Linked DNA regions of Homo sapiens: region 2 is linked to region 1. The links are chromatin loops, found by intact Hi-C in ENCODE. Cell type or tissue: IMR-90. All regions are shown on one strand. Links, peaks and the distances in the headings refer to the core of each region. The heading gives the core; the rest is flanking DNA. Region 1 overlaps SUSD2 (sushi domain containing 2). Region 2 has its middle 11 kb from the start of SPECC1L-ADORA2A.

The links. Peaks named below come from ENCODE experiments on the same cell type or tissue, not always from the same donor. Only the 100,000 strongest peaks of a DNase experiment are listed, where the experiment ranks them.
Region 2: it touches region 1 in a loop (10-fold over the local background); 91 of 110 quality-filtered maps call a loop at or near these places.

The regions. Positions count from the first base shown.
Region 1 is chr22:24,185,779-24,194,096 of GRCh38, forward strand. SUSD2 (sushi domain containing 2) reads left to right here. Exons shown (of 15, transcript NM_019601.4): 8 at 1-151; 9 at 238-381; 10 at 479-637; 11 at 1,424-1,672; 12 at 1,793-2,065; 13 at 2,181-2,357; 14 at 2,447-2,549; 15 at 2,634-3,328. The coding sequence ends at 2,658. Among named protein-coding and RNA genes, the nearest start is that of SUSD2, 8.5 kb to the left of the region's middle. RefSeq lists an enhancer at 3,795-4,436. In IMR-90, for the core only: CTCF peaks have their summits at 4,063 and 4,782 (motif pointing right); no DNase peak of the experiment used is centred there; H3K27ac peaks cover 434 bases.
Region 2 is chr22:24,255,765-24,264,082 of GRCh38, forward strand. It overlaps the pseudogene POM121L9P and the pseudogene BCRP1. Among named protein-coding and RNA genes, the nearest start is that of SPECC1L-ADORA2A, 11 kb to the right of the region's middle. RefSeq lists enhancers at 172-1,076, 3,899-4,516 and a silencer at 3,936-4,005. In IMR-90, for the core only: a CTCF peak has its summit at 3,894 (motif pointing left); a DNase peak (open chromatin) is centred at 3,895; H3K27ac peaks cover 295 bases.

The DNA.
Region 1 (8,318 bases), core at 209-8,208:
TTCCGCACGCCACCCCGAGTGCCCAGCATGTCCCACTGGCTCTACGATGTCCTCAGCTTCTATTACTGCTGCCTCTGGGCACCCGACTGCCCCCGCTACATGCAACGGCGGCCCTCCAATGACTGCCGCAACTACCGGCCCCCAAGACTGGGTGGGTGCCATCCCGTGCCCCAGACCCTGGGAAAGATCGGGCTGGGCTGGGGTGCACCCCCACGTGACCCTCCACTCTCACCCTAGCCTCCGCCTTCGGAGACCCACACTTTGTGACCTTCGACGGCACCAACTTCACATTCAATGGGCGCGGAGAGTACGTGCTGCTGGAGGCAGCGCTGACCGACCTGAGGGTGCAGGCGCGGGCCCAGCCCGGGACGATGTCCAACGGTGAGGCCAGGGCTAGGGGCTGCTCTGGTTGGCATGGGGTAGAACCAAGGTGGGAGGCTGGAGCCAAGTGGCTCCCGTTCTGCTCCCACCACCGCAGGCACGGAGACCCGTGGCACTGGGCTGACCGCAGTGGCCGTCCAGGAGGGCAACTCAGATGTGGTGGAAGTCAGGCTGGCCAACAGGACCGGAGGTCTGGAGGTGCTGCTGAACCAGGAGGTGCTGAGCTTCACCGAGCAGAGCTGGATGGACCTGAAAGGTGAGCAGTCCAGCCACGCGAGGCTGCGGGCTGCCCTCACCTCCTCCCCATTCCTGCAGGGAGACTGAGGGGAAGCCCTGGGCCTTCATGCCTCTCCCAGTCCTGGCTAGAGGCCTGGGTGGTCCGACCTCAGGCCTTCACACCCACCGAGGTGCCCCCGTCGTACCCACCTGGTCAAAAGCCGAGAGGCCGTGACGGTGGGACATGTCCTCCCTACGGAGGATCCCGGGAGCCTTCTGGAGGGGAACTCACCCTGGTAACGTTCACCGCTGGCCTGCACAGAGCCACTCCTGTGCTCCTGTCACTCCCTCAGTCCTCAAAAGCCACTGCAAGGTCTCCAGCCCTGCACGGTTAAGGATGCCCCTGGCAAGTGGTAGCTCCACATCTGAACCCCTTGCCTCAGGGAACTGAGTCAATGAAAGGATTCCTGGTTGGGATGGGTGAGGACCTGGGAGGGGCCTGTCAGCACTGAGGGTTCAGGGACCCTCGGGACGTGCCCAGGCAGGTGTGGCTGCTGCAGCCAAGGCCAGAGGGACCCACACGTGCATCTCAACATGGGGGATTCACTGCAGGGGCTGCACCTCAGGTGCCGCTGGGAGTTCCACCGCAAGCATGGCAGGGGTGGCGGAGGGTCATGGTCAGCAGAATTGGCCCCGGGAACGCCCTCCCTTCCCCTGCAGGTGCCCTCACCCACAGCCCCTGGGTGCCGACCACCCTGTCCTGGGGCTGCGGGAGGGGACAAGATGCTCACAGCGGGTGACCCTAATGCATCCCCCTTGAGCCCAGGAATGTTCCTGTCGGTGGCTGCCGGGGACAGGGTCTCCATCATGCTGGCATCAGGGGCCGGCCTGGAGGTCAGCGTGCAGGGCCCGTTCCTGAGTGTGTCCGTCCTGCTGCCTGAGAAGTTCCTCACCCACACCCACGGCCTCCTCGGGACACTCAACAACGACCCCACCGACGACTTCACCCTGCACAGCGGGCGCGTCCTGCCCCCAGGCACCAGTCCCCAGGAGCTGTTCCTGTTTGGGGCCAACTGTGAGTGACCGTGGAGTATATGGGGCAGACGGGGTGGGGGTTACTGGAAACATGGCACGGGCAGGGCTTGGGGACCAAAGGGAGCCATGCCCAGCCAGGCCCCGGTCATGTATCTTCCAGGGACCGTGCACAATGCGTCCTCCCTGCTCACCTACGATTCCTGGTTCCTGGTCCACAACTTCCTGTACCAACCCAAGCACGACCCCACCTTCGAGCCCCTCTTCCCCAGTGAGACCACCCTCAACCCCAGCCTGGCACAAGAGGCAGCCAAACTATGTGGGGACGATCATTTCTGCAACTTTGATGTGGCAGCCACTGGGAGCCTGAGCACGGGCACTGCCACTCGGGTGGCCCACCAGCTGCACCAGCGTCGCATGCAGAGCCTGCAGCCAGGTGAGGGCGGGCAGGTGGGGGTGGGCGGGGAGCTGGGACAGGACCCCCCGGGGTGGCCAGATGTGTGTATGCATGGCAGCTCAGGCCTGTTGTCTGCACTCTGTCCCCATCCCAGTGGTGTCCTGTGGCTGGCTGGCCCCACCTCCCAACGGACAAAAGGAGGGCAACAGGTACCTGGCGGGTTCCACCATCTACTTCCACTGTGACAACGGCTACAGCCTGGCCGGGGCAGAGACCAGCACCTGCCAGGCTGACGGCACCTGGTCCTCACCCACCCCGAAGTGCCAGCCAGGTGAGGACACTCTGCTCATACACCTGCCTGCACCTGTCCCCACTCACCACCCCAGAGAGCCCCCTCACTGACACTCGCTCCCTCACCAGGACGCAGCTACGCGGTGCTGTTGGGCATCATCTTTGGGGGCCTCGCGGTGGTGGCGGCGGTTGCGCTCGTCTATGTGCTGCTGCGCCGCAGGAAGGGCAACACGTGAGACCCCCCAGCCCCTCTCCCAAGACCCCGAGACAGCCGGTGGGACCACCGAGGCTACTTCTAACTGCGTTTCTGTTGCAGGCACGTCTGGGGTGCACAGCCCTGATGGGAGCAGCTTGGCTGTGAGCACCAGGCCAAGACTCCTGAGAACAGGCAGCCCAGTCCTGCGACTCCCGCATCCCCAGGACCAGACACCTGGGACCTGGATACTTGATACCTGGGCATTTAACCCCCTACTCTGTCATCTCAGACCCCAGGCAGGAGGCCCAGTGTTCCAACACCCAAGCCCCGTGCTAGCAGCGCTCCGTGCTCTTCCCCAAATACTCACGGCTCTAATTCCCCAAACCTGAAACTTCATACCCTGGGATTCTAATACCTATGTCCTGAGCCCTGACACTCCCACACCTGAGCCTCAGATTCCAATAGCTCACTCCCTAGAGCCTGACGCCGGGGCCCCTGACCCCTGAGCCTCAGATTCCAATACCTCACTCCCCAGAGCCTGATGCCGGGGCCCCTGACCCCTGATCTACGGAGGCCTGCTCCCGGACCGTGCGGGCACCAGTGCAGTGCTGCCTTGGTTCCTGGACCCCTGGGCCCATCCTGGGACCCCAGATGGGGTAAGGAGAGGCCCCAGAACCCCAAAGCAGACAGCGAGACCCCCAGCGGCAGAGGCCTCCCTCGGCACTCCAGGCTTATAATTTCGAACTCTTCTGGAAGGTCACTCAGGAACACCCTCCCTGCCTGTGCAAAGAGAAAACAAGCGCCTTGTTTCCTTCCCTGGTCTCCTGGTGTTCATGCTGCGCCCTGGTTCTGGAGAGTTCCATGACCGCCTCCCGGGGTCACCACCAACAGTATCCAGAGTGAGGCAGGTCTGAGCCCTGCCTGCTTCCTCCACGAGGTTGCCGGGGATGCTCCCTCCCCAGGCTCTCTCTCCATGTATGCAGTGGGATGGAGAACTGTGGCCGCCTCGTGGGGTGGGGAGGCCGCCAACACAGCACAGGGCTCACTTGGGTCACTCAGGAGATGGAGAAGGACAACCCCTCCCTCAACAGAGGTGCCACCCCCTCACCACGCCCTGGCGTGCTCTGGCAAGCACTGCCCTGCAGCCTCGGCTCCTTGGCTGGGTGCAGTCGCTGGCAGGATCAGTTCCAAGTCCTCAGGAGACCAGCGCCCAGGCTCCTTAGCCCAGGAATGTCCAGAATCTGGGCACAGAGCCCAGGCCTCAGGCCACGGTGGCCCACCTGAGCAGCTCTTTGTCGGCGCTTCCTGTGGGGCCTGGCATGGAGGCACAGACCTGGAAGCAGCTGGAGGATGACCAGGGTCCATCAACCTTTGTGGAGAGGGTCCCGAATGGGGACTCAGGCAGGGTAGCATTGGTCGGGTTTGCCCCTTAGGTCTCAGAGAAAGTGCTGGAGAGGGTGAGGCTGGAAGTTGGGGGCCAGGTAGAGAACACTGGGTGGGGAGTTGAGCCGCCTCAGTGTGACCTGCAGCGCTGGGAGTGGCCATATAGGGGCAGCAGAGGATAGGAACAGCGAGTCTGGGTGGCAGGAGGTTGGGAGGGCAGTCAGCCCTGCCCTGCAGCTGGGTCAGCCGACTTGGTCACAACCGCAGCCAAGGTCTGCGCACAGCCCACCCCTCCGCCTCCCCGCACCTGGGTCATCCCCGCATCTCAGGAGTGTTGAAGAGGTTGCACAGGTCTCCCCAGGTCATTCAGCGGGCACTGACCATGGGGTGGGAGTCCAGGCCTCTCACCTGCTCAGCCTTGCCCTTGGTGAATGGGAGAGCTGGGGAGGCAGAGACATGTCTCATCTGAGGCCTTCCTGGAGGAGGTGAATGTGCATGATGGGGCACGTGTGCGGGAACCGAGCTGAGGGTTGCAGGGCAGGGGTGGCGGGAGGCTAGCGGAGGGGAATGGGGTCTGGCCTTCTCTCTTTCTAGAGCTCACTCCGTTGCTTCCCCATTCCCCTGGGTTTGCACCTCCAGGCATGGTGGGGCTGAGGGTCAGCCCCTTGGCGGGCTGGGCAGGTACTTTCCTCCCTACAGATGAGGTAAGGCAGGGCTCCCCTCCCACTGTCTGAATCCCCAGCGCACCCCTGTGCCACGCCAGGCCTGGGCCGGCCACGTGTCAGTGGGTGAGAGGTCAGTTTCCGGGTCAAGGCCTGGACATGAGGGAGCGGGCACAGGTTTTCAGGGGGCCCAAGAGCGGCAGGGGCAGCTTGGCAGCTCATCAGGTCCACTAGAGGGTGTCCCAGACAAGAGCAGCCCCCGAACTGAGGTCAAGAAACAGGTTGGATTCTCAGAGCTCTGATTGGTTGGACAGGGGTTCCAGATGGACAGGGGTTCTGGGTAGAGGAGCAGTCTATGCAAAGGCTCAGAGAAAGAGAAGTGCAGTCATGTCTGCGGAATGACAGGGGTGGGGGCCAGCCAAGGCCTCCCCTGCCAGGCCAAGGCATTTAGATTTCATCCTAAGAGCAAAGTGTGGCCTGCCTCGGGCTCCCCCACCCCCACCAGTCTCCCTCCAGGATGGGCCCTTGGTCTGCCCCCCCACCTCCCCTTTCCAGCAGGAGAAAGGGTGCCCTGTCTGTGGCCCCAGTCCCAGACATCAGATGTTCCCAGTGCCAGGGGCAGGCCAGGCTGGGAAGCCCCACCACCTGCCAGGGGCTTTTCCTGGGGCCCGAAAGAGATAGAGACAGGGCCTGTGCAAAGGCAGAAGGCCTGGAGCCGGTGCAGACTCTCTAGAGACATCAAAGGCAGGGACCGCTGCCTCAGGGAGATGGTCTCCCAAATAGCAGCCCAGGGCTTGCAGGACGGGCAGCCATGGGAGCTTGCGGGTGGCTTACAGTAGGGTTGAAATGATGGAGTATCAGAGTCACCCAATGGCCGGTACCATCGTGGTGGTACCAGTCAGAGTGGGGCAGATGGTAATCCAGGGCTTTGGAGACACAGGTGATGAGAGAGCTGGGGGGGTCAAACAGGAGCCGATGAGGTACCAGCAGGATCCTAAGACCCACCTTGGGCAGAAGGGCAAAGGGAGGAAGGAATGTGCTATGGGAGCCAGGCCCAGATCCCATGGAAGCGGGCGTCACGCAGGCCTGTGGGCCAAGGGGAGTCACAGAGGTGACAGCCCAGCTGCAGGTCCCCTGCTGGCTAGAGTAGGGAAGCCCGGCTTCTCTGTGCCCCCTGCCCTCCAGCCTCCCACTAGGTCTCCTGTTGGCTGAGCACAGTGGGTGCGGCTGATCTGGGGGCCAGGGAGGGCTCTGACTCGGTACAGTACAGTACAGGCACAGCTGGGGAGCAAGGGACCCCTTCTTCTGCCAAGCTGCTTCCTTCTGCAAGCCCCAGGGTGGCCGAGTGCCTGCTGTGGGCCAGACCTCTGCTAGGCCCATCAGGACACCCCTGTCCTCAGGGTCCAATGCTGCCAAGGAGGAGGCGGGGGGGTCGGTGCAGCGCACTGTAGGAGTGGGAAGTCAAGGAGGCATCGTGGAGGAGTGCGGCTTCCCACAGGCACCCCTTCAGGCTTTCACCAGCTCCCTTTGTTGCAAGGATGTGAGGATGACTGACTTTGGAAGTCATGCCAACCAAGTCCCTGCTGACCTGATCACCCACCCACTACTCTTCCAGGACCAGGAAATAAACTTCTTTTGTGATTAAGCCTTAATATGTTTCAGGGACCATTTGTTGAAGCAGTTAGTTGGTGCTGAGATGGGAAAGAAACTTTTCTTCTGTGAGACAGGGTCTCACTCTGTCACCCAGGCTGGAGTGCAGTGGTGCGATCATAGCTCATTGCCGCCTCAACCTCCCAGGCTGAGGTGATCCTCCTGCCTCAGCCTCACAAGTAGCTGGGGCCACAGGCACGCTCAGGCTGGTCTTGAACTCCTGGGGTCAAGCAATCCTCCTGCCTCGGCCTCCCTAAGTGCTGGGATTACAGGCATGATCCACTGTGCCCGGCCAAAAAGAAATTTTTATCTGAGGAACGAGAGCCCCCTTTAATTATCAGGCCCAGAGAGGCACTGAAATGTGATGGGGTGTCACAGCAGTCACGCCTCACTCCCACCTTGACGCCACTTGCTAGGTGGGTTCTAGACTAACCGATGTCAAGTAGCCATAAAATGTCATATGCTGGACACCATAATGTAGGGGCCAAGGGAAAACTTCCCCTTTACCCTCTGAAAGTTCAAGGAAAAATCAACTCACAAAAGGCAGATTAATTGGAAAACAAGGTGTACCAAGTTATTAGCATGCGTTGGGGGAGAATCACAGAGTCATTGCCGAATATCCCAGTGGGATAAAGATGCTGATATACCCTGCTTCTTAGGGGAAAGGGCGATGGGAATCTCTCCTTTGATACTCAGCTGGAGCCAGACTCCTCCAGGAAGCCCCCCCTGACTTCCCACTCCTACAACGCACTACACTGGCCACTCCCTCCTCCTCGGCAGCACTGGACCCTGAGGAGAGGCGTCTCCCGATGGGCCACAGCAGGCACTTGATCACCCCAGGGCTAGCAGGAGATAGGGAGTGTGGATGATTTCAAGAGGACAGTGCATGATTTGGGGTGGGGAGGATTTTTTTTTTTTTTCTTTTTTTGAGACAGAGTCTCCGTCTGTCCCTAGGCTGAAGTGCAGTGGTGCAATCTCAGGTCACTGCAACCTCCGCCTCCCAGGTTCAAGCTATTTTCCTGCCTCAGCCTCCCTAGTAGCTGGGACCACAGGCGCCCACCACCACACCCAGCTAATTTTTGTATTTTTAGTAGAGATGGGGTTTCACCATGTTGGCCAGGCTGGTCTTGAACTCTTGACCTCAGATGATCCTTGTGCCTTGGCCTCCCAAAGTGCTGGGATTACAGACATGAGCCACTGCCCCTGGCCTGGGTGGGGAAGATTTAATGGGCTTAAAGAACATACAATGGCTCTGTTCTGTTCCATTGATCTATATCTCTGTTTTGGTACCAGTACCATGCTGTTTTGGTTACTGTAGCCTTGTAGTATAGTTTGAAGTCAGGTAGTGTGACGCCTCCAGCTTTGTTCTTTTGGCTTAGGATTGACTTGGCGATGCGGGCTCTTTTTTGGTTCCATATGAACTTTAAAGTAGTTTTTTCCAATTCTGTGAAGAAAGTCATTGGTAGCTTGATGGGGATGGCATTGAATCTGTAAATTACCTTGGGCAGTATGGCCATTTTCATGATATTGATTCTTCCTACCCATGAGCATGGAATGTTCTTCCATTTGTTTGTATCCTCTTTTATTTCCTTGAGCAGTGGTTTGTAGTTCTCCTTGAAGAGGTCCTTCACATCCCTTGTAAGTTGGATTCCTAGGTATTTTATTCTCTTTGAAGCAATTATGAATGGGAGTTCACTCATGATTTGGCTCTCTGTTTGTCTGTTGTTGGTGTATAAGAATGCTTGTGATTTTTGTACATTGATTTTGTATCCTGAGACTTTGCTGAAGTTGCTTATCAGCTTAAGGAGATTTTGGGCTGAGACAATGGGGTTTTCTAGATATACAATCATGTCATCTGCAAATAGGGACAATTTGACTTCCTCTTTTCCTAATTGAATACCCTTTATTTCCTTCTCCTGCCTAATTGCCCTGGCCAGAACTTCCAACTTTATGTTGAATAGGAGTGGTGAGAGAGGGCATCCCTGTCTTGTGCCAGTTTTCAAAGGGAATGCTTCCAGTTTTTGCCCATTCAGTATGATATTGGCTGTGGGTTTGTCATAGATAGCGAACAGAGCCCTCAGAATAACGCCACATGTCTACAACTATCTGA
Region 2 (8,318 bases), core at 252-8,251, 70 kb after region 1:
CTGAGCTGGGTGCCTTGCCTCACACCTGTAATCCCAACCTTTGAGAGGCCGAGGCGGGAGGATTGCTTGAGGCCGGGAATTTTGAGAATAGCCTGGACAACATAGCCAGACCCCATGTCTACAAAATAATAATAAAACACACAGCTATAGTCCAAGCTACTTGGCAGGCTGAGGCAGGAAGGTCCATTGAGTCCGGGAATTGGAGGCTGCATTGAGCTATAATCGCACCATTGCACTCCAGCTTGGGTGACAAAGTGAGACCCTGTCTCTAAAAGAAAAAAAAATTGGCCTGTGAGCATGGGTTTGATTTTCAAACAGGACTCGGAGGGTAGGGACAAACAGTGCTGTCACCCTTAGGTGCTGAACACTCAGAAATGGGCCAGCGGCAGCCCTTCCCTCACCTGCAGACACCAGATTGGGCAGAACAGCACGTGGCACTTGCAGCTCTTGCAGTGAGGGCAGAACCCAGTGTCAACCCTTCTGCCTGTGGGAGGGGCTGCTGAGGCCTGCGGAGAGGCCAGGGTGGAGGCTCGTTCCCTTGTCCAGCCCTTGGCGTGGTCTCCACCAGGTCCCCAGCCCACCAGTGTAGGCCGCCCCTGAGCCTGCTGCTGCCACGGGCCCTGTCTCTACCCAGGACGCCCCCCGACCCTCGCAGTGTCAGGGAAATGATCATGGTGGTGGTGACACTCCGCAGGCAGGGCTGCTGAGAGAAGCTGAGAAGGGTCACACTGCAGGCAGGGGCCCGTGTGACAAGCCCCTCTCACCCCGAGAGAGCTGACCAGGCAGCTCACGAGCAGAGCCACATCCCGGGAGTCCGAGAAAGGTCCTGGCTGGGCTCAGCCACCTCATTGGCCACGGGCAGCCTTTGTCGTGTGAGCCTTGCTCTCCTGGGGAGGCTCAGGCTGACGGCTGATGTGGGCATTGCCGAGGGTAACCTGTGGCCCAGTGTATATGGCCGGGTCTCCTCAAGCTGCATTCATTCAAGTAGGACCCAGGGTGCATGCCCATCTCCAGCCCAGGGCAGCTCCCCTGTAAGCTGGGTGAGCTACTGAAGCCAAGGTGGGAGGCAGCTGACAACACCACCCACGGCCCATGCAGAGGTGGTAGAAAGGCTGGACTCAGCAGGAACACCAAATCCCGGACCAGGCAGAAACCACCCAAGACTGAGGGGCTCGTGCCAGAGCGGTGGCCACAGGTAAGAACCCCGGCCCAGGCTGTGTGGCAGGAAACCTCCATGTCCCAGGGCTTAGCATAGCAAAGGAAGACCAGCCGGGTCACCCTGGTGGCCATCTGTCCCTGTCCCACCTGCAGAGTCAGAACAGCCTCTCCCCAGTGGGGATCATCTCTCTCTGCCAAAGCAACAGCGGTCCCTGCCCCAACCAGACTACCCCACTCAGTGGGGTTACGGATGCTGCTCCAGCATCCTAACACTGCCCAGCTGGTGCCTGCCTGTGCTCACCCACAACCCCCAGGCCGGCCTTCCCTGCAGCCTGGGCTTGGCCACCTTGGCCTGATTGAGCACTGAGGCCTCCTGGGCACCCAGCCCCATCACTGCACCTGCTGCTTCCAGCCCCACCCCACCGGCTCAGGGGTTCTTCCCAGCGGCGCTGATCATGAAGTCAACATGCACGCAAGTCGTCTCAGGAAACTTTTTAATGAAAGTGTCGGCCACGGTGGTGTGTAGGTGGCTGAGCTCAGATTGCAGCTGCTAAGACACCAGCCACTTACCAAGAGAAAGCCAGGCTGCTTCAAACCCAGGGCCGGAGGCAAAAAAGCATCACTTCCAGCCGGGGAGTCTGGAAGCCACGCCTTGTGGGAGGTCACACTGGCATCTAGGCCTTCGCCTGCACTGCAGAAGGAGAGCCGGGTCCCCCTCCTGGAGAACGCTGCGTTCCCCAGCCCCACACCGGCTTTGCCACCACACAGGCTGTTGAGGCAGGAGGCGGGTAAGACGTAGCTGTAGACCCAAAGCAACCACCAGCCCTGGGACCCTGCGGGAGAGGAGCACTTTTAGAACATGGAAAAATGTGGTCATCCCATCATTAGACAGCACACATCCTACATAAATAAAAAGTCGTATGGGGAAGGAGGTTGGGGAGGGAATAAAAAATTGGCACAGACATTGATAGACTGGTTTCCAGTTTCAAGGTAACAGATGCACATCATGAGACCAGAGGAGGCAGAGACAAGGGCTGAATTTGGCTTTTCTAAGCAACATGTGTTCCTGCGCAGGGCTGAATGGTCGCTGAGACAGAGATGGAAGCCAGGACAAGGGAGCCCACCGGGCCCAGATAGGTACAGAGAGCAGAGGCTCCTGTTCTGTCCTCGCCACCCATGAGGGTGACACTGCTTGTAAATGGTGGCTGTGCTCTCCCAGCAAGAAAAAAGCACAACTAAATCCACACTGCACACAGACGCAGACAGAAAGCCTTCAAGTGGCTCTGTTTTCTGCTCCCTGCCTTGCCAGGTCCACAAGCAGAGAGGAGTGTCAGGCACATGGCCCCGCTGTCAGGCTCCCCAGTGAGCTGTAGGCTCAGCAGGAGCTGCCCACTGACACACAGGGGACACCCACTCCTGCCACCTTGGGAGCGGTTGCCAGACAGAGCCGCACTGGGTGCTGGTGTCATCCAGGGACCCCACACACTTCCTTAAATGTGATCCTGCTTCCCTCTGGGCAGCTGCATCCTCTCCTCCTGCAGGACCGTCTGGAAACTTGGCTCTCAGTTTGATCTCCCTTCTCTCCTCTGCCTGCCCCAAGCCCCTCTTTCTAAAAAAGTGATGCCATGTTCATGGGATTATTTCTTGAAAATACTTGGCGGCCTCCATGCTTCTGTTTTCTTTGAGCCAGGTGGTCAGGAGGGCTTACAAAGAATGCCTGGGCTCCCCCGCAGCTGCCGGCAGATGGGGTAGCGAATGGTCCTGTGCCTCCACCTGCTCCGGGAGGGAGTCTCCCGTCTCTAGGCCTGGCCCCTTCCTAACCCTCCACGTATCCTGTTCTCCAGAGACTTCAGAACCCACTCCTGAGAACAGCGGAGCCAGGCGCTTAGAGGAAGACCAAATGCTGCCAGGACACGGATTGTCCAGGGATTACATTCCAGCATCTTATTAGGTATCTGGATCTGTTGGGAAAAAAATTAGAAACTATGTATAAAACTTAAAAATATTCAAGTATCAAAAGGTTATTTAGGATGAAAGTTTTAAAACAAGTCATCAGCAAGCTGCTGCCACCAAGTGGAGACTTATACAAAAGTTGAGCGAGTCCACTGAGCTGAGAGGACAGAAATGAAGTCACCTGTGCTGGGGCAGGGGCAGGGACACTGGGGGCAGGGAGTGTGTGGGCAGAGAAGCCAGAGAAGTCCAGGCCTGTGGAAGCCAAACAGGAGAGCGTGGGCCGGAAGGGCGGTCAGGATCGGGGGACGAGGTCGCTCTCCCTGGAGAACGAACCCTAAAGTGCGTAGCCTGGGGTTCCCTCCCTGGGGGTCCTGTCCCCCGACGTTTCACGGGCCTTCTGAGCTGCCTTCCAAGGAGGACTAACACGGCAACAAAAGACCCATTTCTGCACAAAAATCCTTCTGGGAAGAAAAAGAAGAAAGCCAAGAATGGAGTCAAAACGCTACCCAGTGCTGACTAAGCCTCTCAAACCCTGTTCTAAGTGGAGTGTGGTTTCTAAGTCAGGGAAATGGAAGAGGCCCCACCCACACAGGGACAGGGCCACGGCCCCCACAGGATGAAGCAGCAGCGTTTATTCAAGATACAACAGTGAGGGAATCCGGTCACGTTCCCTTCTCCCCAGAGAGGGCACTTCTTGACAAGTGATTCAGTAGAAATCTTTTAGACTCTATAAGTTAAGTTCATAAAAACCATTGCTTTCACCCTGTCTCCGAGGGCCAGGCCTGGACTCAGAGATGAACTGGCTTGGGGCGCCCTCGGGTGGCCGCATAAAAAACCCACAGTCTGAGGCCAGCCTGGGGCTTTCAGACCTGGGCGGGATCTGCCCAGGCCACCTGTCCTTCTGCTTTGGGCCGCTGTCTCTTGGCAGATGGCCTGACACCTGGGGGTGGCCCAAGGATGCCTCAGAAAATCTTGATTCCCACTCTACAGATGGCCCGATTAGCCAGAGGTTTCCAGGCCATCTGTCCGCCTCCAGGAGATGGACTGGGACCTTTAGACATCGGTGGAGAACAGGATGCTCTGTCTCTTGCTGTCCAGGGCAGGGATGGCCTCCAGCCGCAAGAAGTACAGCAGCACCTCGACCTGCCCTCGCAGAGTGGGGAAGAGGAGAGTGGCTCAGAGCGGGGCTCACAGCTGCTGGTGGGGAGGTCTTTGGGGCCCAAGTCCCCAAGTCCACCTCAGGTGCTAGAAACCCCTGCTGGTGTCATGAACCCCTTACAGTGAGACGGGGGTGGGGTGGGGTCCTGACAAGGCATGACTTGTTGGGTGGGGGGTGGTTATTTATTTTAGAGATGCACAGGGCCTTGCTCTGTCCCCCAGGCTGGAGTACAGTGGCTCCATCATGGATCACTGCAGCCTCTAACTCCTGGGCTCAAGCAATCCTCCTGTGTCAGCCTCCCAGATACCTAGGATTACAGATGTGTGCCACAATGCCTGCCTAATTTTTCTTTGTATTTTTTCTGGAGATGGGGTTTGCTACATTGCCCAGACTGGTCTCAAACACCTGGGTTCAGTTGTCCTGCCTCGGCCTCCCAAAGTGCTGGGATTACAGGCATGAGCCACCACACCCGAACACTTGGGGTGGTTTTAAGCCCCCAGCAAGGTGCACCAGCAGGACCAGGAGGTGGCCTGGGCACCCCCTATCACTCCCATCCATGCAAACCTAGGCAAGTCCCTCTCTCTGAATCTCAGCCACCACCACATACAATGCAAGTCGGAAGATGGGCAGGACTGGGGGTGGGGCAGGCAGAGACCACCTCTGTCAGGCTGGGGTTGCATGGGCTGGAGACTGTCTTCCCATACCTGAGACATGACCTCCAAGGACCTGCTGTCAGTCATGGTGATGGGCTGGCTGGGGTTGGCAGGGAGCTTGCTCTCCTTCTCGGAGGGCCGGAGCAGCGTGGGGCCAAAGACAGTGGCGAGGTTGTGCAGGGACATCTTATTGACTGCTTCCTTCTCTGCCACCCTGTAGAGGACGGAAGCAGAGGGTGCTGTTTCAACGCCACCACCAGGAGAGAGGCAGAGGGGCTGTGCCGTGCTAGAGTCCTCAGGGAGGGAGTGACCTCGACCCTGGCTGTGCTGCAAGCTGACTCCAGCCTTGGTACTTCTGGGTCTCAGTGGCCCAGGACAAGGGGCCAGCTCTGGGCTGATGGGGAGGTCTTCATGATGTGCTTGGGAGGGAAGAGGCGGGTCCAAGTGCACTGCTGGCCACGGCCAAAGCTCTGAGCTCTTTGTTAAGGCCACAGTGCAGAGGGAGGCGGGTGGCAAAGAGGAGAGGCAGGGGCGGGGGTGGCAGTGGTGCTAGTCCTTAGAAGCAGTGAGTTACTGCAGACAGGGGTCGGGGGAAAAGGTCCTTGGTGCTGGGGGTCTGGTGGGAGCAGAGGGGCACCCCAACGGCCTGGAGACCTGGAGTCCTGGGCAGCCACAAGAGAGCTGGGCTACCTTTCCAGGCGGTCTAGAAGGAAAAGGAAGGTGAGCAGGTTGGCCTCCGGCAGGGACAACAACAGGTTGAGCATGCAGCTCTTCCTTGCAACTGGGTCTGAAAGAGCTGCAGGAGGCAGTGGGTGACTCCCCTGGGTTACGACAAGCCGGAGACCTCTCCCGAGGTGGTCACATGGAGCGCCCGGGACACGAGTCCTTGCGCAGTTTAGGCTTGTCATCATCGTCACACCCACAGCGCTGGCCGCCAGTGAGGACCCTGTGAGGGGCACCTGTGTGGGGTGTGAACCACCTGAACGCCTTTTCTCTACCTCGCAGGGCTCAGCAGCACCCGGTGAACAGCAGCAGGAGGAGCCGCTAGAGCAGCTGCTCATGGGCAGAGCAGCCCTTGGGCAACTCCTGCCACCACCCCCTCCCCAGGGAGCCCAAGGCAGGGGAGGCTCAGCATGGAATGAAACAGGGGAGTGAGGGACACAAGGAGGTGGGAAGTGGGAGGGTCCCAGCCCCACCAAGTACGCAGAGACCCCCTTGTCGTCCTGGACACCACAGGGGCACCTGCAGGCTGGGAGACCAGGTCCTCTGTGCATGGGCCCGGGAGGCAGACCTGCCCCAAGGGTGATGCAGAGGCCACAGGTGCTGCACGCTCCAGCGCCCACTCTAGACATCAGCCTCCAGGTTGACTAAGGGTCAGGTCATGTTTGAAACCATGCTTGGCTGGACCGGGACCCATGGCAAGAGCACCTGGGCACCAGTGTTTAGCCCTGGTCTGCAGGAAGGAGGACAGCAGACTTTAGGACCCCACAGCATGGCAGTGCTGACCATTTCACCCACTTGGCCTCCTTGAGGAATAGGGATGGGGAGCCCTCTGGGGATGAGCAAGGCCTTCCAGGACAGGCTCGGTTCTGGTCCCCTGCTTTTTGAGGTTGGGTTAAAATGCCGACCATGGCAGAGGGGTCACAGCTCAGGTTCCCACACCTCACTTTTCACAGCCTCCAAGGGCAGCAGTGCACATGGAGGAGACGTCTCCCACGAGGCCAAGGCCTCCAATGCTCACCGATGCCCTCTGCGAAGCTGGGGTAGAACTCGTCAGTGAAGAGGGGCTCAGGCAGCTCACGGAAGTACAGCTTCAGCGTGCCTGCGATGGCGTTCATGTCCGTCTCGCTCATCATCACCGACATGTCCTTCTTATCTGGAAAGAGCACGGAAATGCAGCGGCCTCCTTGAAGATCCTGAGTGAGTCACCTGCCATCCCTGCCTTGGCTAAAGCACCGTCCCTGCTATGCTGACCACTGTGTGGGTCCCTCCCGGGCTTTGAGCAGCTCATCTGACTCCTCCCAAGAGCTGTGCATGGTTCTGTGTCTGCAGAGTTGATAGGGGTGCATGGGCATTCCCATTCCTCTCCCCTGCTTGGCCTGATGTGATGGCCAGGAGGAGGCCAGCATGGCAGGACACAGCTCCTGCGTGGGGATTGGGTGGCTCTGCCCTGTACATAGCAACCACCCCTGCACCAGTGTCGTCTGATGGCAGGAAGGCCGTGGGAGAATCTGATTGGTTTCAGTGTTTGAACCGGTGTCTTCCTTTGGACCCAATTGGCCATTGGTGCTTACATCCTCACCACAGGCCAGGTTCATTCTGGGCCCCCAGAGGGAGCTGAAACTACCACAGGGCCCTCCCAGGGATGCTGGGCATTCTAGGGGTCCTGGTCAGGGTGGGTGGTGTGTGCTGCAAAGAAGGATCTGCAGGCACAAAATCCTGTTGCTTTGAAGATGCTGGGAGGGACCCTCTGGGGTCTCAGTGCCCTCCCCTGGCATTTGAGGCAGGTCCGGGTCCTTCAAAGCCTGTGAGGGTTGGTGAGATGGAGGCGGAGAGGCTGCAGCCCCGGCCTGCGCTGAATTTCATCAGTGCCCTCTGCCCACCACATCCTCATACAGGGCAGTGGACAGACCGCACTGAGTCCTGGGCTTCCACCTCCTGTCCACCCCCAAGGCAGGAAGGCCAAGTCCCCACAGAAGCCCCTGGTCCACTCCACCAAGTGGCATGAGTGGGTACGATGGTGTAAAAACTGGCTTCTATAGAAGCTGTTTGTACAACTCTTGTTTTCTCTTTTTTTAAAATAATAAAACAGTAAATGAAGAAAAGACACAGAGAAGGATGTGACATGCCTGGGCCATGGAGCACTCTGAGATCTCATCGCGGACACCACTGCCCACACCTCCATCCCGTCCTGCGCAGGCCAACACTCACTGACATCGAAGGCTGCCTTCAGTGCCTGGATGTCTGCGGCCACACCGGCCGGACACGTGGTAGATGCCCACCTCCTCCATGCCTCGGCGCTCGATCTCCTCCACGCACTGGCGCACGATGTAGGGCACCTTGGACCTCTCTCTCCTGTGGGAGGGGGGAATGTTCTCAGTGTCCTAACAGCCCTGCTTGGGCCATAACACAGGAGACCTGCTCCCTATCTGCGCACCCGGAGGTGGGGTGAGGACGGTGACGAAGGTACCCAGGTCTGGGGCTGCACACAGAGCCTTCTGCATGCCTGTCCTCCCTCTGCAAGCTCTGTCTTCACGGCATGTGCTTTCTCAGGAACCTTTCAAGCGGCCAGAACCCCTGCGAATCACACATGACCTTTGCGGGAAGGTCAGGAGGCCTGTCTAAGTCAAGTCAGCACGGGAAGGGCATCTGACAGATTCCAGGCCTGGGGTTAG